2 separate regions of the Homo sapiens genome follow, and region 2 is linked to region 1. A link is a loop called in an ENCODE intact Hi-C map of the cell type or tissue named here. Cell type or tissue: psoas muscle. All regions are shown on one strand. Each heading gives the region's core, and the rest is flanking DNA. Links, peaks and the distances in the headings are about the cores only.

The links. Hi-C counts contacts between places; a loop is a spot of excess contacts. Peaks named below come from ENCODE experiments on the same cell type or tissue, not always from the same donor. Only the 100,000 strongest peaks of a DNase experiment are listed, where the experiment ranks them.
Region 2: a loop joins it to region 1, with 2.5 times the contacts of the local background. A loop is called at or near these places in 76 of 110 quality-filtered maps.

The regions. Positions count from the first base shown.
Region 1 is chr1:51,764,187-51,775,778 of GRCh38, reverse strand. OSBPL9 (oxysterol binding protein like 9) reads right to left here. Exons shown (of 24, transcript NM_024586.6): 12 at 9,798-9,957; 13 at 3,597-3,709; 14 at 3,056-3,174. Among named protein-coding and RNA genes, the nearest start is that of MIR761, 66 kb to the left of the region's middle. In psoas muscle, for the core only: a CTCF peak has its summit at 6,616 (motif pointing right); no DNase peak of the experiment used is centred there; H3K27ac peaks cover 1,410 bases.
Region 2 is chr1:51,628,081-51,639,672 of GRCh38, reverse strand. All of the region lies in intron 1 of OSBPL9 (oxysterol binding protein like 9), which reads right to left. Among named protein-coding and RNA genes, the nearest start is that of OSBPL9, 17 kb to the right of the region's middle. In psoas muscle, for the core only: no CTCF peak of the experiment used is centred there; a DNase peak (open chromatin) is centred at 2,392; H3K27ac peaks cover 6,103 bases.

The DNA of each region.
Region 1 (11,592 bases), core at 1,723-9,722:
ATTACCTGAGTGTGGTGGCGCACACCCGTAGTCCCAGCTACTCGAGAGGCTGAGGCAGGAGAATCACTTGAACCCAGGAGGCAGAGGTTGCCGTGAGCCAAGATTGCACCACTATACTCCAGCCTGGGTGACAGAGCAAGACCCCATCTCTAAATAAATAAATAAATAAATAAATGCAAGCAAGCTATGGTGGAGACAAAGGTAAGTATGAGAGAATAACAAGAGCATTTAAATTGTAGGTGGAATGTGACAAACATCATACAAGAATGCTCTAAGCACCCTGGAAGTTCAGTTCAAGGAAAGATCATGCTCTGTTTGGGGGAACAGAATGAGGGCAGAGCTGGGAAACAATTTATTGAGGTGGCACTAGAGAAAAGCCTTAAAGAAGAGTAAGGCTGTGATAAAAGAACAAGACATGGAGACGGGAGAAAAAAAAAAAGACAAGGAAAGGATAGGAAGAGGGGTGTGACAGGGATTAATCAGTGAACCAGTGTGGCTGGACATATAATGAAAATATAAAGTGGGCTGATGAACACAAGCTTGGAAAGGGACACTAAGACTGTAACACTTAGAATCTCTATTATCAGACTCTCAGCATTTAAATTTTAGGTAAACATTTTTCTTCCACAGAACATGTAAATTCATAATCCAAATAGGGTTAGATTAGCAGGGAAGCTTATATACTGCCTTGGTACAACTTCTTACCACTTTAGATAACGCAGAATTATAAACCACCGAGTAAAAATGCTGAAGAAGAAAACATGGATAAATACCTTTAATGTATAAACAGCTCTTACAACTCAAGATGAAGATCACTACTCCAGTAGATAAATGGACAAAGGAACTGAACAGCCAAAAAACATTTTTAAAAAGTTTAATTTCACACGTAATTTAAAAAAAATAAATATTTTTTTCTTCTACTTAGGATTTTTCTGAGAACTCTTATTTAACAGATTTTCTTCAATGTTTGTAGTGCTATACTGATACATGCTATTAAGTCAAACTGCTGTAACAGTGATGAAGAGAGCTGGGTTTAGCTGTCTTCAACCTGGGTTCAAGAGCTTGTTTAGCCTCTTCTTAGCTGTGAGGAGGCCCTGAAAAATTAACTCAATTTCTCTAAGTACCTGAAAAGGAAGATAATTACATGCCCTGCTTATATGTTAGGGTTCTTTTATTTTAAAGACTGAGTGAGGTTAAATGGGATGTGACTGTGTAGTATTTTTAAAAACTACAAAGTATTTGGAAAACAAACTCTTTTTGGAAAGTATCTGAAGTGAGAAAACATTCTTATAAAAGACACAAATTTAAGGCATTATTGTAACAATACTTTGGAATGCATAAAAGGAACCAAGATTTCAGAATCTGTTGGCAATCACAGCCATTTGTGCCAATAAAAATTTCAAAAATGACTTATTTTAAACACATTCAGTAAAAAATAATTATGATAATATCATTTATAATATAACAAGCTTTTAGCAGCTATGGACTCAAATATGGTTTATTTGGCAGAGAAAATTATGTGAGGCAAGAATTACAAACTTGATTGTGGCAAATACATCTGGTTGCCTCTCCCCATCCATGCTTCACCCCCAAGAACTCTGATTCAGTTCAGGTTCAGCTGTGGGCTGCCATGGCCTTCTCTTCCACGTCTCAAGGGGTGAATGTGGATTCATTTAAACCAATCATTTAGCCTCCCCCTTGCCAGTGGCAGGTTTAGGCACGAGCATATGCCTGATACTGGCCAATGAGATTCAACAGGAAGCCTAATGAGCCACTCCTGGAAAACAACGTCCTTCCTAACAACAACAACAACAACAACAACAACAACAACAACAACGCCAGCAGCTGTACAATCTAATGATTACTGAAGCAATTCCGGGGACAAACTCCTGCAAATGTTCTCCTACCTAGAACATTCCTAGTAAGTGTGTTGGGCTCCACAAATAAAAGTTGTCCTTGTGTCTCTGTTCTCACTTAGATTAGGGGTAAAAGGTTTTATTACAGACACTTACTTGAAGGTATTATGAATTAGTCTTTTTCTTAATGGCCCTCTAAATCCAAAACAAAAAGGAGTTCACTACTGACAAAGACTATAACACTGGAATTGATTTTGCCCTAACAAAAGTGAGAACTCTAAATTTAATCAACTCCCCAAAGCTCGGCAGAACAATAATCAATATGAAAGTTAATACAGTTCAAGCCTTCAAGACAAAGGCAGTAGTGGAAAGATTACAGGTTTTAAAATCATGGAGCAGATTAGAATCTCAGTCTGCCACTTAATATGACTTAACACGACTCAGCCACATTACTTAACTTCTGAGTTTTAGTTTCCTGATGAAATGAAGTTAATAACACCTACTCTGTGGTACTGTGGTGAGAATTAAGTGAAAGGAGGGGGTTTTCTAGCACAGTGGCAGGAATATACAAAGGCACCCATACACCAGTCTCCTAATTCAAGCATGCATTCTGTTGAGAGCTCCAAGTTTAAATTCAAATTCAAATCCAGACTATGGTAATTTTGCATGACTCAATATGTGTCATTTTGCGTGCCTGTAGTCCCAGCTACCAAGGAGGCTGAGGCAGGAGAATCGCTTGAACCTGGGAGACAGAGGTCACAAATATGTCACAATTTTACATTTACTACCTCTTCCAATCCTTACAATAACCCTCTGAAACAGGTTACTATGTGTCCAATTTGCATAGAGAACCCTGAAGTCCACAGAGGAAGAAACAGAAGAAACTCACTGAAGACCGTGCGTGGTTTGCTAATATTAGAGGTAGGACGAAAACACAGATCCTCTGACCCTAAGATTAGAACTCTACCAAATCTTAATCCATACAACTCATACACACTGTTCTCTATGAAATTATCCTAGCTTGACTTATTTCATCATTTATAAAATTTTGTTTACTTATCTACATCTATATTAAATCACAAGAAGACACAGGTATAAAAAGAAATTATGTCATTTTACTACATTTGCAGGCACACTCACCACGCAATCACTGAGAATCCATACATACCCACACAGACTTACAGCAAATTTGGTCTTACCTTAGTAAGATCCATTCCAAGTCTAACCTGCGACAAGAGATGCATGATAACGCTCTTGTGCTCCTCCACAGACCCTGCCTCCGCATCATCATCTCTGTCATCATGTGAATCAAACAGGTCTAAAATAAAGCAGATCTTATTAGAATGGTGCTAAATTGGGCCAATCTGTCCTGATACTAGAATTACAATTTTGTTTGTTTGTTTGTTTGAGATGGAGTCTCATTCTTTCGCCCAGGCTGGAGTGCAATGGCACGATCTTGGCTCACTGTAAACCTCCATCTTCCAGGTTCAAGCAATTCTCCTGAATCAGCCTCCTTGGCAGCTGGGATTACAGGCACGCACCACCATGCCCAGCTAATTTTTTGTATTTTTTTAGTAGAGATGGGGTTTCACCATGTTGGTCAGGCTGGTCTTGAACTCCGGACCTCAAGTGATCTGCCCACCTCGGTCTCCCAAAGTGCTGGGATTACGGCATGAGCCACCACATCTGGCCACAAATATTTTTAAAGAAAAAAAAGTTAAATTATCAAAGGTCACTTACCAGCATCACTTGTTCCATTGGACAAGGAAGAATTAAGTGATTCTGTGGTATCTGGGCGTTTTAGACTATTTCCCGAGCTGCTGTGTGTCAGGACTGAGGCAGATCCAGAAGAACTATAAAAACATTAATTACCTTATTTAAGCTAAAGAAAGCAATTTAGAATCATAGTAAGCTAGACTCGTACAGTTAGCTGGTTACATGCATGCATATATATGCTTTAGAATTCTCTTGATGACAAGGTCTCTTGTCTTATCCTTTATGCACAGGATGTGCTCAACAAAGCCATGTTGATAGTCAAGACCTAGAAGTCATCAAAAATTAGTGAGATCTTTGCCTCTGCATTTAAGTTTAAAACTAGAGTTCCTTTTATGATTTTGTTACTGGGTATAAATCTAAATATGTCACAATTCTTGGCAACAATTCCAGAAACGGCAAGTCTCAGAAACATGTCTTGTCTTTATGTTTGAGATCCTTTAATAAAAGCCCACATTGGTATTAACACTCTTCCTAATCATTAAAAAACTGTACTTGAAATTATAAAATAAAAAAACATCTTATTTATGCAAGTAAATTCATGCTAACTGGCTTTTATGAGCCAGTTAACAGGTCTAAAGAAAGATTATTCTATTATTAATAGATTATCATACCTGTGATCATAATTTACCGATGGAAGTGTGTGTGTGTGCGCGCACACGCACGTATATTTATATTTTTCTTAAGAGACAAGGTCTCCTTATGTTGCCCAGGATGGACTCGAACTCCTGGCCTCAAGTGATCCTCCCACCTCAGCCACCCAAGTCACTGGGTTTACAGGTGTGAGCCACCACACCCAGTTGGTATTTGTATATAAATAAAGGAAAAATAAAAAAGGCACACAATTTACTTATTAAATGTAAAAATTGAAATCAAATTTCTCACGCTTTAGATATTTATAAAACAGTACACATGAGTCTTATTACAACTCTACACGTGCGAAAACATGTATTCTAATCTAATCATAATTTGCCCTTGTTACTTAACTTCTTTTAATTTTTTTAAATTAATAAACTTTATTTTTAGAGCAGTTTTAGGTTCATGGCAAAACTGAACAGAAAATATAGACAGCATGCATACATTCCCTGTCTCCACACCTGCAAACCTCCCTCATGATCAACATCCCATACCAGAGAGGTATATTTCTTACAACCAATGAGCCTACATTGACACATCATTATCACTCAAAGTCTACAGTTTATATTAGGGTTCACTCTTGGAGTTGCCTGTTCTATCGGTTTTGATAAATATATGACAACATGTATCCACCATTGTATCATACAGAATAGTTTCACTGCTGTAAAAATCCTCTGGGCTCTGCCTGTATTAGAACACTAGAATATTAGGATATTCTAAAATTAGAATATATTATGTTATTCTAGTTTGCCCTGGTTACTTACCTATTTTTCAAAATTTCTTGAGTAACTAAGTATTACTTCTTTGATTATTTAGTAGTATATATCACAAGGTATTATAACTAATGTCCACCTCACCAGTTTTGAGAGGCAATGGAAAATATGTCTAAAAGATACAGGTAAGAGAAATCAAATGATCATTAAATGACAGAACTGGGGCCAGGCATGATGGCTCACGCCTGTAATTCCAACACTTTGGGAGGCCAAGGCAAGAGGATCACTTGAGCCCAGGAGTTTGAGTCTAGCCTGGGTAACATGGTGAGACCCCATCTCTACAAAAAATAAAAAATTAGGCTGGGCATGGTGGCTCAGGCTTGTAATCCCAGCACTTTGTAAAGCCAAGGTGGGCAGATCACTTGAGGTGAGGAGTTCAAGACCAGCCTGGTTAACATGGTGAAGCCCCATCTCTACTAAAAATACAAAAAGTTAGCCGAGCGTGGTGGCATGCGCCTGTAGTCCCAGCTACTTTGGAGACTGAGACATGAGAATCGTTTGAACCTGGGAGGTGGAGGTTGCAATAAGCCGACATCGCACCTCTGCACTCCAGCTCCAGTTTGGGCGACAGAGTGAGATTCTGTCTCAAAAAAAAAAAAAAAATTAGCTGGGCATGGTGGTGTGTGCCTGTGGTTCCAGCTACTGGGGCGGCTGAGGTGGGAGGATCACTTGAGCCCATGAGGTTGAGGCTATAGTGAGCTGTGTTCGTGCCACTGCACTCTAGCCTGAGTGATAGAGTGAGACCCTCTGTCTCAAAAAAAAGCATGAAAGTTACCTTTAAAATGCTTTGTGCCTCTGTGATGTATCTCAAAATAGAGTCAATCTTTTAAATCAATTGACCTAAAAACCCCAAATCCTATAACATATGAATCTTATTTTAGATGTAATTTCAAAGGTCCTATTTATGCTGTGTTTTTTCTCCTTACCCATGATTAGAAACCATGTCTGAGCCAAGTGAAATACTCAGTAAGACTGTAAATTGAAAAAAAATGGGATAAATTTTCAGCCATTTCATAATTTACCTTGTTCAGAACAAATGATATAAAGAAAACAGTTAAAAACAACACCTATGTATACAGGAAAGTTTTATCTGCAATGGGCTAAGTTGTCTAGAATTTAGGCATAAAATCATAAAGTATGCAAAAACAATTTAAAGCTATGAATTATAATAATAATTTATCGAGTACCTTGTATGCACCATACACGGTATGTCTATATCTACATTACAACCCTAAGGAAAACACAATGACGCTCATAATACACAGACGCTCGGAGGTTCAATGACTGGTCTGAAGTCATACAGCTGGTGAGTAGTGGAGCCATTTCAAACACGTCTGGCTCCAAAGTACAAGTTCTTTCCAACATGTACTTTTATCTAATTTATAAATGTGTAAACTACAGTGCTCAGTGCCATAGTTACACAGAAGCTATCATTAGTATAGGTCTTTAGAAAAAGAACAGTGAAAGGACTTAAGCTTTCAAGTTCTCTTCCTTCAGAAAGAGAAAAACAAAAAATAGTAAAAAGAAATTTGACCTCAGTTAGAAAATCAGCAGTAGCAGCTGATGACCAGCAGGTGTCACAAGCTCAAATAGCTACAGATGCCAGGCAGAGAATATGTGGATAGGACCAAGACATAAGATATATATGGAACTGGGGAGTCAGCATACCCAACCTGAAAGAATCTAAAGCCTTGTTAAAACAAAACAAAAAACAAGTCAACAGAACACTGTGCTGCCCAAATAAAACATCTGCAGTCCTTACTGGTTTGGGCTTCTAGATTAGAATATACAAACAAGGAAGAGTGAAATTGAGGGAGAAAAGGAACACAGAGTGGGTTAGTTGGACATAAAAACTTAACTCTGGACCCTTTCAAAGAGATGTTCATGAACTGTGTGTTTATTATGGGACAGGGTACTGGGAGAGCATAGAAGGAACCTTAACAGCAGGAATAGAAGAAGCCCATGAGCCTGTGCATGACTTTGTAGACCTGCCTATTACAGGTACAACAGGTGTTTTAAATGTTTCGATTTCATAGAAATTTTGGGAGAATCCCTCAAAACGGAGCCAGAGAGTGTCTATCAGTGATGTTACCAAGAGCTAACCACATATTATCAAGCTTTTACTGAATACAGTCATATGCTTTTAAAGGATGGATACATGAGTGATTTACTAGCAAGTGACATTCAATTGCACTTTTTTAGAACAATAGCTAATGTATTGTCTTTAGGCCAGGTGCAGTGGCTCATGCCTGTGATCCCAGCACTTTGGGAGGCCGAGGCAGGCGGACAGCCTGAGGTCAGGAGTTCGACACCAGCCTGGCCAACATGGCAAAACCCCTCCTCTACTAAAAGTACAAAAATTAGCTGGGCATGGTGGTGGGCACCTGTAATCCCAGCTATTCAGGAGGCTGAGGCAGGAGAATTGCTTGAACCCAGGAGGCCGAGATTGCACCATTGCACTCCAGCCTGGGCAACAAGAGCAAAACTCCGTCTCAAAAAAGGCTGGGCGCGGTGGCTCATGCCTGTAATCCCAGCACTTTGGGAGGCCGAGGCGGGCTGATCATGAGGTCAGGAGATCGAGACCATCCTGGCTAACACGGTGAAACCCCGTCTCTACTAAAAATACAAAAAACTAGCCAGGCGTGGTGGCGGGCGCCTGTAGTCCCAGCTACTCGGGAGGCTGAGGCAGGAAAATGGCGTGAACCCGGGAGGCGGAGCTTGCAGTGAGCCAAGATGGCGCCACTGCACTCCAGCCTGGGCGACAAAGACTGTGTCTCAAAAAAAAAAAAAAAAAAAAAAAAAAAGACGGTCTTTAATTCTCTTTTAAATAAAATAATGACTGAACCCTTCAAAAATTAATAATAACCTTTCATTTTCGAATTTTCTTCCAAATGCTTATTTTCTTTTAACCCCATTATTATAAAAACTTTTTTTCCAAAATTAAATTTCTATTGGCAAACTGCTAACAATGGTTTCTCAATAGTTTATGTTTTAACATTCAAAATGAAAAAAAGAAACCAATATGCTAAACTAAGCCCTTTCTGCTACACTGGCCTTCTTTAGTTGTAGATTTAAACCTCCCTTCCACGTCTTAACTATATATATTCACCTAGACCACATAGGACTGGCTGAAGGTAATTGGCTTGCAAATTTACATTTAATTATTTCCAAATTTGTACTGTGTTAAAAAGCAAAAACCCTAGCTATAGTAACAGTATAGTAACAGTCCCCTGAGAAAGCAGAATTAGAAGTAATTCCCAACAAAAACTAAGCTATTAATACATCTACAACAAACACAAGTAAAATGAAAGTAAATCAGTAATTCTACTTCTTTTTTTTTTTTTTTTAAGACAGAGTCTCACTCTTGTCACCCAGGCTGGAGTACAGCAGCCCAATCTCGGCTCACTGCAACCTACACCTCCTGTGTTCAAGAGATTCTCCCATCTTAGCCTCCCGAGTAGCTAGGACGACAGGCGTGTGCCACCACACTCAGCTAATTTTTGTATTTTTTTAGAGACAGGGTTTTACCATGTTGCCCAAGCTGGTCTCAAACTCCTGGGCTCAACTGATCCTCCCACCTCAGCCTCCCAGATTGCTGAGATTAGGGGCATAAGCCACCACACCTGGCTCCCTAAACTGTTTTTGTTGTTGTTGTTTGTTTGGAAACAGAGTCTTGCTCTGTTGCCCAGGCTAGAGTGCAGTGGTGTGATCTCAGCTCACTGCAACCTCCGCCTCCCAGGTTCAAGTGATTCTCCTGCCTCAGCCTCCTGAGTAGCTGGAATTTATAGGCATGTACCACCATGCCTGGCTAATTTTTTTTTTTTTTTGGTATTTTTAGTAGAGATGGTTTCACCATGTTGGTCAGGCTGGTCTCGAACTCCTGACCTCATGATCTGCCAGCCTCAGCCTCCCAAAGTGCTGGGATTACAGGCGTGAGCCACCACACTTGGCCTCCCTAAACGTTTTTAAATAAAATTAGTGCCTTAAAGCCAGTGCAGAGAGACAGATTTGAGGTGGACTTCCATTTCCCTGTAAGTAGACTTGCAATAAAAAGCTTTTCTTTCCTCAAAAACCTGGGACTTAGTAATGGCTTCTAGCACATTGGGCAGCAAGCCCCTTTTGCTCCATAACACTGTAGGAAATAAATTTCTGTTGTTTATAAGCTACCTAGATTACTGTATTTTGTTATGGCAGCTTAAAGGGACTAAGATACCATACCACGTATTTCATTAGATTATAAATGTCTGCCTATTCCCCCAAAAGTTCCCTGTGGGCAGGGCCTGGATCTTTGTAACCTTGATATCAACCTAGCACAGTGCCTGGCTGATAGGTGTTGAATATTTCCACTCTAATTAAAAAAAGAAAAAAGTAATAGAAACCTCTTATTTGTATAATGCTTCATAGCTTATTCACTCTCATTGGACCCTCTCCTAATGTTGGTACTGTAGAAACGGCCAGGGTTCAACTAATAACGCTGGCACATTACTATAGGTGATGCTATTTATTCCACTTGGATTAACTTAGGACTAAAATCAAAACTCTCACAGAACTGGCTTTGCTCAATAAGCCAACCAAAAACAAGTTGTCCATACAACTATTATACATCAATAAAAAAACTTCTATTAAAAAGGTTGCCCTTTTAATTTTCCCAAATAATAACTGATGAGGCAAGTCTGTCATTAACACTAGTCTCAAAATCAAATTAGATTTTTAAAAATCAGGAGAATCATTTAAATACATATTCTGTTCATCTACTCACTCTATTAAGCGCTTTGGGGATGAGCCACTTTGATGGAATTCATCAGCATCATAAAATTCATCTTCACTGCTGGAGTAAGAGAACTCTGGGACTGTATTTGGAGACAAGTTCACGTGGCTTGGAGAAGTGAGACTGCTACTCGGTGGTGAATGGCCACTGCCTAGGAAGTTAAAAGGGTTTTAGAGAAAAATATTGGTGAAAGAGAAGAAACTAGGGAGATGGAGTCAAAGCAGACTTTTCTAAAATCAAAAAAGAGTTTGGTTAAGTTTGTAAAAGTCGCTACAGTATTTATAAAGAAAATCAACATTTAAACTCCACACAGAAAATGGCAAATCATGATATAAAATGAGGACACAGCCTTTTAAATAAATGAAACAAAAAGCTATGTCCTCATTCTATAATTAAAGATTATCATTAATACTAGGAAGGGGGCCCTTTTGATTATATGAGTTGTGGAGTTGCAAGTCCAACAACAGATATGATTACAATGGGATGCCGGGACTCTTATTTTACACTGCAGATCCAGATACCTAAAAATGCAGCAGTGAGCCACTGGGAATGCAAAATGAAAAGAATATTAAGACCACATAAACATTAAAATATTGCAGGATATCACATTCCTATCATTCAATATTTTTTGGCAATCACATGGAAAATACACACACCATCCAAATTCCTCTCCTCTTTTCCACCTAAGTCAGGGGCTCAGAGGTGGAGATAAAAATAGAGGACTACGATGAGAAGAATGCAGAAAATGAAAAGATTCAGAAGAACATTTTTCTATTCCTAAATAGTCTAACTAAAGAAATGGAAATTAATGAAGACCCAGACAAAGAAGCCTGCCATCTAATCTCTGAGATGATCATCTGGTACCTTATCTACTAGTAAAGCAAGAACAAAAAAGTATCAAACCAATCGACAAATGGAGTATTAAGATCAATTTAACTTACTGAGCATTTAAGGGCTGTCAGTCAGGCAATTTATACTAATCTACAGATGTCTGGTGAAGACTAAAGTTTATTAAGACACTGATGGCAATCTGAAAGCCAGGGCCACAGTTCTGGAAGAAATTGAAGACAGCAATAAAAATGAATCCAGGCTAGGCACAATGGCTCATGCCTGTAATTCCAGCACTTTGGGAGGACCAGTTGGGAGGACTGCTTGAGGCCAGGAGTTCAAGACCAGCCTGTGCAACAAAGTGAGAGCCCCATCTCTTAAAAAAATAGATAAATAAATTAGCTGGGCATGGTGGCATGTGCCTGTGGTCTCAGCTACACGACAGGCTGGGGCAGGATCACTTAATCTGAGGAGGTCGAGGCTGCAGTGAGTTGTGTTTGTGCCATTGCATTACAGCCTGGGTAAACAGAGTGAGACCTTGTCTCAAAAAAAAAAAAAAAAGAATCCAGAGTCACTTACGGATTTTTTGCCCATTCCTATATGTATGGTTCAATAGTTGTGAAAAAAAGCACATCAGTTTGCCACATTTAGTCATCATATTCACAAAGGTATTTTAAAAAGATAACACAAAAAGTTTAACCCCTAAAAGGTAATGCTTATTTTGGAAATTCCAAAGGTAGCTCACCTTATTAGTAAATAACTTCATATTCTTTTTATTACCCAACAGAAAAAGTAAGAGAGAAAAGCAGCTTTTTCTTATTGGAATAAAAAAAAAATTGATCAAGAATTGCAAATGATTAAGTAGCATGCAAATATTCCAGGTGATCACACAAGTGAAACTGTATCTAAGAAGAAAAGTTTGAGTGGGAACTGCAAACAAAAGATCTGAGATTTACTT
Region 2 (11,592 bases), core at 2,202-10,201, 140 kb after region 1:
AGGTCTCCTTCTGAACTTATTAATATACAGCATGCCATATTACTTTTCTTAAGGCACTTATTATTTCTATCTTACATGATAATAACGTATGTGCATGTCTCATCACTTCTCCCAAAGGTAGTTTCTGACTCATCCTTGTCCCCACCACCCCAACTCAATATGCTACCCTTGCTACACTGTACTTTGCAAAGAACATTTAACATGTTGATGGTAGAAGACCTGGGGACAATGAACGTGGACAAATGTCACAACAGTTCCTCTCCTTTACGCATAAATGTAAACACTGTTTCCACATTGAGAGACATGTTAGTTCATTTCCAAGTGCATATGAGGTTGCACACATAGCCAGTGTTGTACCTTCGACCATCTACTACTGGCACACAGGAGGAAAACTTGACAGGCAAACTAACCCATGAAGACAGGAATCACAAGACGCTGGTTCTAGGGCATGGGACAGACAGGAAAGGGACAGGAGGGAATTTTGCAGGAAGATAACAATGCTTCATATTTTGATTGGGATATTAGTGACAAGGCTGTAAATAAATGCAAAGACTCAACTAATTATACACTTAAAATATGTGTTTTTTACTGGAAGAAAATTATACGTCAATAAAAGTAAATTAATAAATAGTACTTGACAAAATTCTACGAAGATACACTAATTACAACAGTTACAAAATAGGAAATGATAGCAGCAACTCTCACTCACTCCTGTAGTTTTTTTTTTAAGGCATTCTTGCTATGTTGGCCAGTCTGGTCTTGAACTCCTGACCTCAAGCAATCCTCTGGACTTGGCCTCCCAAAGTGCTAAGATTACAGGTGTGAGCCACTGCATCTGTTCAGATTTTTATTTTTATTTTTATGAGACAGAGTCTTACTCTGTCACCTAGGCTGGAGTGCAGTGGTGCAATCATAGCTCACTACAGGGGCACACCACCACACCCAGCTAATATTTTTGTATTTTTTGTAGTGACAGGGTTTCACCATGTTGCCCAGGCTGGTCACTAACTCCTGAACTCAAGGGATCTGCCTGCCTCAGCCTCTCAAAGTGATAGGATTACAGGTATGAGCCACCGTGCCCCGCCTTTCTTTTCTTTAAAAAAAATTTTTTTTATACAGGTAGAGTCTCACTATGTTGCTCAGGCTGGTCTCAAATTCCTGGCCTCAAGCAGTACTGGGATTACAGGTGTGAGCCACCACACCCAGAATGTAGTCTCCTTTCTATTTAAGAGAGCACGGACTCCTAAAGCCATCCTGATAGCATTTAATGTACTAGAGACCCTTCCCCAGTTACTGCCTTGGGACACTCAATAGCCCCAAATGTCATTATGCTTCCAGAAAGCTACACCAACAAAAACTCTTGAGTAGTCACAGACTCACAATAATGGAGAAATTTTCCCCATCACTCATCCTTCAAGTTATCATAGATAACTATCTCATCCTTCCCTCCTTTCCCTGTCAGTTACAGATGGTCTCATTTTGAGCATCAGATTTAATGTCTATTGATTCAATATACAAAAATATATCAGTAAACAAGGTAATGGTGATTTTGGGGGTCTCTCCAAGATCCTGGGAACAAGGCTGCCTTCCCTTAAAGAAAAGAGACATATATCAAAACAGAGATATATACAAGATCATCTTTAAGAGATGGAACAGCCTGGAGATCATTATACTAAGTATTTTAGAACTAGAGAAAGAAGGCCAGAACTAATATCAGAAGGCAAGGATAGAAGTTTTTTTGACCCAAAGATTAAACCTGTTACATTCTGGTAATAGGTATGTCTCTAACATGGAGATACTGCATCTTGATGTCAATATCTAATGCCACTAAATACCTATAACATATAACTTTGGTCTGATGCTGCTTATAATTTGGCATCCCAAAGAGTTTGCATTCAGAGAATAAATGTATCAGTTAGATAGCCTAAATGTAGAGTCTTCTTAAGTTATATTTCTTGTTGTGAATTAATAAATTGGAATACTGATTCATATAATGGTGACCACTGTGTACATTTAGTGAATATTACTATGTCAAACACCTCCATAAACTTTAGCTTTTTGTTATCATTTACTGAGCACTTATGTGCCAGACACTGTGCTAGTGCTTTAAATACTATTTTATTTAATTCTCACAATGATCTTATGATATTGGTTCTTTTATCATACCCATTTTATTTAGTTTTATTTATTTATTTTTTTGAGACAGAGTTTCACTCTTGTTGCCCAGGCTGGAGTGCAGTGGTGTGATCTCGGCTCACTGTAGCCTCTGATTCTCCTGCCTCAGCCTCCTGAGTAGCTGGGATTAAAGGCATGCGCCACCAAGCCCGGCTAATTTTGTATTTTTAGTAGAGACGGTGATTCACCATGTTAGTCAGGCTGTTCTTGAACTCCTGACCTCATGTGATCCACCCACCTCAGCCTCCCAAAGTGGTGGATTACAGGCGTGAGCCAACATGCCTGGCATGTTATACTCATTTTATAACTGAGGAATCAGTGACAGAAAGGTTGGAGTAACTTGTCCACAGACTCACAGATAGCAAGTGAGAGAAACAGGATTTGAACCTAGGTATGGATCCAAAGGTACATTTGTACCACAGTCACTATAAACCTGGTTAATTTAAGTCTTCCTTAAAGGTTTTTCTCAACCACAAAGGCTGGGTGTAAAATCAGTGATCTTTCTGAATTCAGAGGAGTATGTCACCCTGTAAAGCCTCTCAGCAGTGCCTCAGAGGGCGGTAATGCTGACTTCTGAACCATCTCTAGCATGTAAATTCCTAGGTCACTAGATTACAAATACATGTCCACATCCCTTATCCCAAGACCTTTGGATCAGATGTGTTTTGGAAATGACAATTTTATTTATTTATTTATTTATTTATTTTTAAAGTAGAGATGGAGTGTTACTCTGTTGCCCAGGCTGGCCTTGAACTCCTGGCCTCAAGTGATCCTCTCACCTTGGCCTCCCAAAATGCTAAGATGACAGGCATGAGCCACTGTGCCCAGCCTTCACAATTTTAGAAAGGTAAGACAATTTGGGTTGGGTGTGGTGGGTCATACCTGCAATCCCAGCATTTTGGGAGGCCGAGCCAGGAGGATTACTTGGGCTCACAAGTTCAAGACCAACCTGGACAACATGGTGAAACCCCATCTCTACAAAAAATACAAAAATGAGCCTGGTGTGGCAGTGTGCACCTGTAGTCCCAGCTACTTGGGAGGCTGAGGTGGGAGGATGGTTTCAGCCTAGGAGTCAGAGGATGCAGTGAGCTGAATCATGCCATTGCACTCCAGCCTGGGTAATAGGGCCAGACTTTGTCTCAAAGGGAAAAAAAAAAAAAGAATGAAGTGGCATCCAGGAGAGGTGGCAAATGCCTATATTCCTAGTTACTGGGGAGGCTGAGGTGGAAGGATTACTTGAGCCTAGGAGTTTGAGGCTACAGTGAACTATGATCATGCCACTAAACTCCAGCCTGGATAACGAAGCAAGACCCTGTCTCAAAAAAAAAAAAAAAAAAAAAAAAAACAAGAGAGAGAGAGGAAGGAAGGAAGGATTGATTTTAGAAAGGATACACACACACACACACACACACACATATACATACATACAGTACATAAATTGTGTCACCTGCAGTGAGGTCTAGGGTAGCCAAGGATATTAATTCCACAACCAAGCATATTAATATATCTATAGTACAACAAACAAATATTTACACTAAGCATGATAAAGATTATAAATAGCCACACATCAGTTCAAGATAGGCTTTACTTCCAAATGAGCGTATCATAAATTTAGGGGGAAAAATCTTTTTAATTCAGGGCTGTAGAGATTTCAAAATTGCAGGCAGAGGATTGTGGACATATGGACTTTGATCTAGTGGCCTATAACATTGTCGAGTCTCAGGTTTTTCACTGTTTTTAAAAAAGGATAATTTTATCTTCAAGTCAGAATTTCAGGACAACAGGTGAGTGGAGAGAACCACTTTCACGGAGCTCAATTAAGCACAGCCATGATGACTTAGGGTTTTTGCATCCCTTATAAAGTTAAATATTAAAAACTAAATAGTAGCCCAAGTTCTGCAAACTACTGATAGCATGTTAGTAATATATGCTGCACCTTGAAGGAAATCAAAATATACCACCCCAAAATATACTTCTTTGGCATATTTTGAGATAGCTATTCTCAGAGGGGCTGCAGACACGAGAATAACTCTGAAAAGCTGTACTTTGGTAGGGGAGACTTGTATCTGCAGAGGTAATCTACATTAGTGGAGTAACAGCGAGGTGCAAACACCTTTTTCTGAGACCTCCTTATCTGCCTTATCTAATCTAGGAAGATTACCTCACAGGAAAAGGAGACCAAAGTTCTGACATTTTTTTTTTTAATACAGATGGGGTCTATCTATGTTGCCCAGGCTGAACTCAAACTTCTGGGCTCAAGGGATCTTCCTAACTCAGCCTCTCCAGTGGCTGGGACTATAGGTATGACCCATCACACTCTGCTCTTGACACACTTTTCGAAGTCTGACAGAGAAACTTTTCCCACAGGTAAAATGATCTACTGAGAGATTTCTCCTGCATAACAAGACGGCCCAGCCCTTGCTGGCCATGGGATATGTTTGCCTGTGTCTCCACCCAAATCTCATCTTGAATTGTAGCTCCCGTAATTCCCACATGTTGTAGGAGGGACCTGGTGAGAGATAATTGAATCATAGGGCCAGTTTCCCCCATACTGTTTCTTGTGGTAGTGAAAAAGTCTCATGAGATATGATGGTTTTCAGCGGTTTCCCTCTTCCCTTGGTTCTTATTCTCTCTTTGCCTGCCCCAGCGTAAGACATGCTTTTCGCCTTCTACCACGATTGTGAGGCCACCCCAGCCATGTGGAACTGAGAGTCCATTAAACCTCTTTTTCTTTATAGATTACCCAGTCTCAGGTATGGCTCTGTCAGCGGCGTGAGAACAGACTAATACACCATGTTTCCTCCTCTCACTCTCATACACTGCAGCAACCCCTTCCCCACAACCCCAGGATACCCTTAACCCTCTATTCCTTTCTGCATGGTATAAAACTTCAGTTGGCCTTTCTTTGAGTCTCATATTTTGTATGGCTCCCATGCTTATGCACGTGAATAAATTTGTATACCTTTTCTCCTGTTAATCTGGCGACTGTCAACTCATTTCAGCCGACTTGGATTCAAACCTTCAGAGGGAAAGTTTCAACTTCCCTACAACCTCGACACAGATTTTCTATTTTTGTTTTGTTTTTCACATACCACCCAAAATACTAAATATTGACTTGTGTTTATTCACAGAGTTGATTAAAGGAAATAATGAGGGAGTGTTAAACTCTGTTTTATGCTCCTCCACCATCAGTACTTCTCCCACCAAACTGTGAAATGACAATCCATTATTAACATTCAAGTTCACTCCTCTACCAAAAATTGCCCAAGGACCTTTTTCCCTATTTAGCAAAGACTAATAGAGGGCCCAGAATAACAAGATTATAAAAAGGGAACAAGAAGAACACTACAAAAATGTATAGAAGATAGAAAAATTTGTGCAACACACAAAAATGTGGTTAGCAAGAACAACAGCTAGACCCATGAAATTTCAGATGCTTAGTCCTAATTCCAAGTCTCATCCTATAGACTCCAATTTAGAATGGGGCTATGCTCCAAAAGCTCCTTGTTCAAATCTGGAGGTTGGGGCTCAGGAAAAATGTTTGCAATGAAAAACTGTTAATAATTATTTCCAAGCCAGGTAAGGCGGCTTACACCTGTAATCCCAGCACTTTGGGAGGCTGAGGTGGAAAGATCACTTGAGCCCTGAAGTTTGAGACCAACCTGGGCAACATAGTGAGGCCCCATTTCTACAAAATGGTTTTTTTAAAATTAGCTGGTGTGGTGGTTCACACCTGTGGTCCCAGGTACTCTGAAGGCTTAAGTAAGAAGACTGCTTGAGCCCAGGAGGTTGTGGCTGCAGTGAACCATGATCATGCCCCTGCACTCTAGCCCCCGTGACAGAGTGCAAGACCCTGTTTTCATTTTATTTTATTTTATTTTATTTTATTTTATTTACTTTATTTTTTGAGACAGGGTCTTGCTCTGTTGCCCGGGCTGGAGTGGACTGGCAGGAACACAGCTCACTGCAGCCTCTACTTCCCAGGCTCATTGATCCTTCTACCTCGCACCCATTCCCCCATCCCCACCCAGTAGCTGGAACCACAGGCATGCATCACCACACCTGGATAATTTTTATTTTTTATTTTTTTGTAGAGACAGGGGTCTCCCTACATTGCCCAGGCTGGTCTTGAACACCTGGGCTCAAGCAATCCTCCCGTCTTGGCCTCCAAAGTGCTAGGTTTACAGGTGTTAGCTACCTCACCTGGCCTTATTTTACTTTTATAATAAAGATAAAAGTGGCCAGGTGAGATGGCTGACACCTGTAATCCCAGCACTTTGGGAGGCCAAGGCGGGTGGATCGCCTGAGGTCAGGAGTTCAAGACCAGCCTGGCCAACATGGCGAAACCACGTCTCTACTAAAAATATAAAAAAATTAGCCAGGCGTGGTGGCGAACACCTGTAATTCCAGCTACCTGGGAGGCTGAGGCAGGAGAATTGCTTGAACCCAGGAGGTGGAGGTTGCAGTGAGCCAAGATCCAGCCTGGAGGACAGAGTAAGACTCGGTCTCAAAAAAAAGAGAAAAGTATTTTTTAAAAGGCAATTTAAAAACTCTCATTTTTTTTTAATCAAGTCTAACTTTACTTCAAAATACATGGGTTTCCAAAAAGAAATGAAGGCAGAAGAGTTAAAATGACTTTCATTTTAACTAGTCACAGAGGATGTTGCCTGTCAGAAATTTAAACTTACTCCTCTTTCAGGTGATAAAATTCCAAGGTAGACCCTATCTTCTTTGATAATTTGCCACTGCCTTTCTATACTTATGCCATGTAAACATAAAAAACCCATCACTCACAAATTCTGAGACTTTAGTATCTGGTCCCCGCCACTTCTCCCCCCATCGCAGGCTTTCCATTGAGGTAAGAGGAAGAGTCTTTGCTTAACCTAGCATTATAATAGATCACTGTAATTTACAAAGGCCTCTGCAGAAAGTTTATTTAATTGTGATAATGATGTAAATTATTTATCATCTGCCAGCAAACTAGTGATAACAGGTTTATCATCATTCTAATCACTATTAATCTAGTGTATCCCAGAAAGAACATTCTATTTGAAGTTAGACCTTGATCACCCACATAGAAACTACTATGGGATCCTCTTAAATTTCAATGTCTTCACTGTTCAAAGGAAATAATACCAATTACTTCACAGAACTGTTTGTAAGATTATAATGGAGCTGAAAATTTCTTATTGCCTAATGATGCTGTACTCATGTTTGTGGCAATGCTGTTATAAACAAACCTACTGTGCTGCCAGACGTATAAAATATAGCACATACAATTATGTACAGTACATAATACTTGATAATAAGTACATTACCTTATATATTTACTATACTGTATTTTATTGTTATTTTAGAGTATATGCCTTCTATTTATATATACGTGTATATATAGATATATTTAAAAGTTAACTGTAAAACAGCCTCAGGTAGGTCCTTCAGTAGGGATTCCAGAAGAAAGCATTGTTATCATAGGAGATGACAGCTCCATGTGAGTTATTGCCCTAAAGACCTTCCAGTGGGACAAGATGTACAGGTGGAAGACAGTGATACTGATGATACTGAGCCTATGTAGACCTCTGCTAATGTTTTTGTATCTTACTTTTTGAAGCCACCTTTGCAAAAATTCTATCAGTGAGAAAATTATGGCAGTTGGGGAGACCTGATCTAGCCAATGCCCCCTTGCCTTTAGCTTTCAAGCTGCAATTATTTCTAGGCTTAAGCCAAGCTAACTTTGGGAGACATTTATAGTTTAAATGATAATAATCCTTCCCCAAAACTCAACTGCCTTTGTAAATCTAATGAGAGAGACCACCAGGCTAGGAGATTAGAGGAGCCTGAATCCTGCTAAGGCATAGACATAAATGATTGTCAGCCATTATTCTGGACGTCACAATTACTTCTGCAGATAACATCACTATTGAAGAACCTAAGGTTGGTCTTTTTTTTTTCTTTTTGAGACAGGGTCTTGCTCTGTTGCCTAGGCTGGAATGCAGTGGCATGATCATAGCTCACTGTACCCTCGACCTGTTGGGCTCAAGCGATCTTCCTGCCTCAGCCTCCAAGTAGCTGGGGCCACAGGTACACTCCACCATGCTTGGCTAATTTTTTTAGTTTTTTGTAGAGATGGGGTCTCACTATGTTGCCCAGGATGGTCTCAAACTCCTGGGCTCAATGATCCTCCTGCTGCTACTTCCCAAAGCGCTGAGATTACAGGCATGCACCACCATGCCCAGCCAGATTGGCCTTTTTGAGATATCTTTTCAAGTTTTTTGCATGTCTGACAACTGATGGCTCCCACATGGACATGCCAGCTGCTCCTGTGGCCTCACCTAGAAGCAACTCAGCACAAGAGGACAGCTCCAACCCAACCAATCAGCACTCCCCATACTGTAGGCCCCAGCACACCAAACTATCTTTGAAAAATCCCTAACCTCAGAGTGAGGCCAGCCTCGTGTCAAACTTTCTTTACTGTAATGCCATGGTCTCCACAAACTGATTTTCTTTGCGCAGTGGGCAGAAAGAACCCATTGGGCAGTTGTATTTTTAACAAGAAAAAGCTTAAAATAAAAAACATAAAATAAGAAAACTTATAAATAGAAAAGAGCTTATAGAATAAGCATATAAAGAAAGAAAATACTTTTGTACAGCTGTACAATGTGCTTGTGTTTTAAACCCAAGTGTCAATACGAAGGAGTCAAAAAGTTAAAACAAAAATTAAAGGTGTTTTAAAAAAATTAAAAGTTTATCAAGTAAAGCACTACAGTAAGCTAAGGTTAATTTATTGAAGAAAGAAATTTTTTTTGTAAGTTTAGCGTTACCTAAATGTACAGTGTTTATAAAGTCTATGGTAGTGTATGGTAATGTCCCCGGCCTTCACATTCACTCACCACTCACTCTTTGACTCATCAGAACAACTTCCAGTCCTGCAAGCTTCATTCATGGTAAGTGCCCTATACAGGTGTACCATTTTTTATCTTTTATACCTATTTTTATTGTATCTTTTCTATGCTTAGATACATTTAGATACACAAATATTTACCATTATATTACAATTGCCTACAGTATTCAGTACAGTAATGTTGTAGTGCAGAAAACGACTAACCCAGAAAATATGGCACTTGGGCATGGTGCTTTTGAAAATTGAAAGGCCTTAGAAATAAAACTTAGGATCAAGGTCCCTCTAACCTTGTCTTGTTTCTCCCTGACCCAGCGCCGGGAGAGACTCTCTGGCATTTCCTTATCTGACCAAAAAAGCATCTTACCAAAAAAACCACAATTGTCTTCTATCCCCTTTCTGAAATCTCATTATCTATCACAGAAAAGAAGACTGAGAAATGCAACTACACCTGGATGGACTTTTCTGTCTCCTTGATTCATTCATTCCCCCCAGTAATCATTTAGTACCCTTTAAAAGAATTGTCTACACTCCCCATCTCCTCCGTCCCCTGTGAAAAAGGGTATATAAATTACTGTACTCCATTAGGGGGTTGGGGTAATCACTCCATAACTCCCCCTCCCCCATGCACATTAATAATTTTTTTTTTTTGAGATGGAATATGGCTCTGTCGCCCAGGCTGGAGTGCAGTGGCACAGTCTTGACTCACTGCAATCTCCAACTCCCAGTTTCAAGCAATTCTCCTGCCTCAGCCTCCCAAGTAGCTGGGACTACAGGCGCACACCACCACACCCAGCTAATTTTTGTATTTTTAGTAGAGACAGGGTTTCACCACGTTGGCCAGGCTGGTCTCAAACTCCTGATCTCAGGTGATCCACCCACCTCAGCCTCTCAAAGCACTGGGATTACAGGCATGAGCCACTGCACCGAGCCACATTAGTGAATTTGTATGCCTTTTCTCCTATGAATCTGCCTTTTGTCAGTTGCATTTCAGCGAACCTCCAAAGGCCAAGAAGTTTTCCCTTTGGCCTGCCCATACAGTTTCACACTGTACAGGGTGGCAGCCTACCACATGGACTAGGTATGTAGTAAACTATATGATCTAAGTTTGTGTAAGCCCACTTTATGACATCCACACAATGATAAAATCACCTAACAAATTTCTCAGAAGATATCTCCCCACACTCCTGCCCCATTGTTAAGCGACCCATGACTATATTTACTGAAAAGCCACTAAGTGCCAGGCACTGCTCTAGATGCTGGAGATAAAATGATGAAGATAAATAAAGTCTCTGTTCTAATGGAACTTACATTCTATTCATACAAGACAGAAACAGACAATAAGCAAGAGAAACAAAATAAAGCAATAACAATATATGCCATGAAAAATCAAACGAGATGATTATGATAGCAACTGAGGGTGAGAGGCCTACTTTAGATGGTTTGTTATAGAAAGGCTTCTCTGAGCAGTGACATATGAATGAAAACCTGTATAAGAAGTAATCAACCATGCTAGACCTGTCCAAGACAGAAAACATTCAGAGGCCCTGAGGCAAGAACAAGTTTGAAGAACTTCAAAGGAACAGAAGAAAAGCTCAAGTGAATAGAGAGTGTTAAGCTAAGGCCGGGCATGGTAGCTCAGGCCTGTAATCCCAGCACTTTGGGAGGCCGAGGAGGGTGGATCACTTGAGGTCAGGAGACCAGCCTGGCCAACATGGTGAAACCACGTCTGTACTAAAAATACAAAAATTAGCTGGACATGGTGGCACGCACCTGTAATCCCAGCTACCCAGGAGCCTGAGGCAGGAGAATTGCTGGAACCCAGCAGGCAGAGGCTGCAGTGGGCCGAGATCACGCCACTGCACTCCAGCCTGGGCAACAGAGCAAGGCTCCATCTCAAAAAAAAAAAAAAAAAGAAAAAAAGAAAGATAAATTGAAGCAGATCACAAAGTCATAGTAAAGTCATAATAAAAAATTTAGATATTTTTCTTTTTCTCTTTTCTTTTTTATTTTTTTGAGATGGAGTCTTGCTCTGTCGCCCAGGCTGGGGTGCAGTGGCGCAATCTCAGCTCCCTGCAACCTTCACCTCCCGGGTTCAAGCAATTCTCCCACCTCAGCCTCCCAACGTATTGAAATTACAGGCACGAGCCACTGCACCAGGCCAGCGTAGGAATTTTAACTTCCCAAAGCCAGATGACTGAGATCTTATTAAATAAAGATGAAGAAAAAATGTTATCTTTTGTTCATTTGCCTCTTGAAGAAATACAATACAAAATGGTACAATAACTTACACAGAAAAATCTTAAAATGCTTTTAGGTTGTAGAATATCATGTATAAAATGATTCCATTTATATAAAGTACACAGATGTGTATTTGTGCATAAAGAGTTGTTAGGAAAGCTATTCTCCAAAACACAGATAAGTAGGATTTCAGGTGTGACTTTTCTTCCTTCTACTGTATAGACCTTTCACTATAGTTTGACTCTTCTTTTAAAAATTTAGAGTAATACTGCAATAGT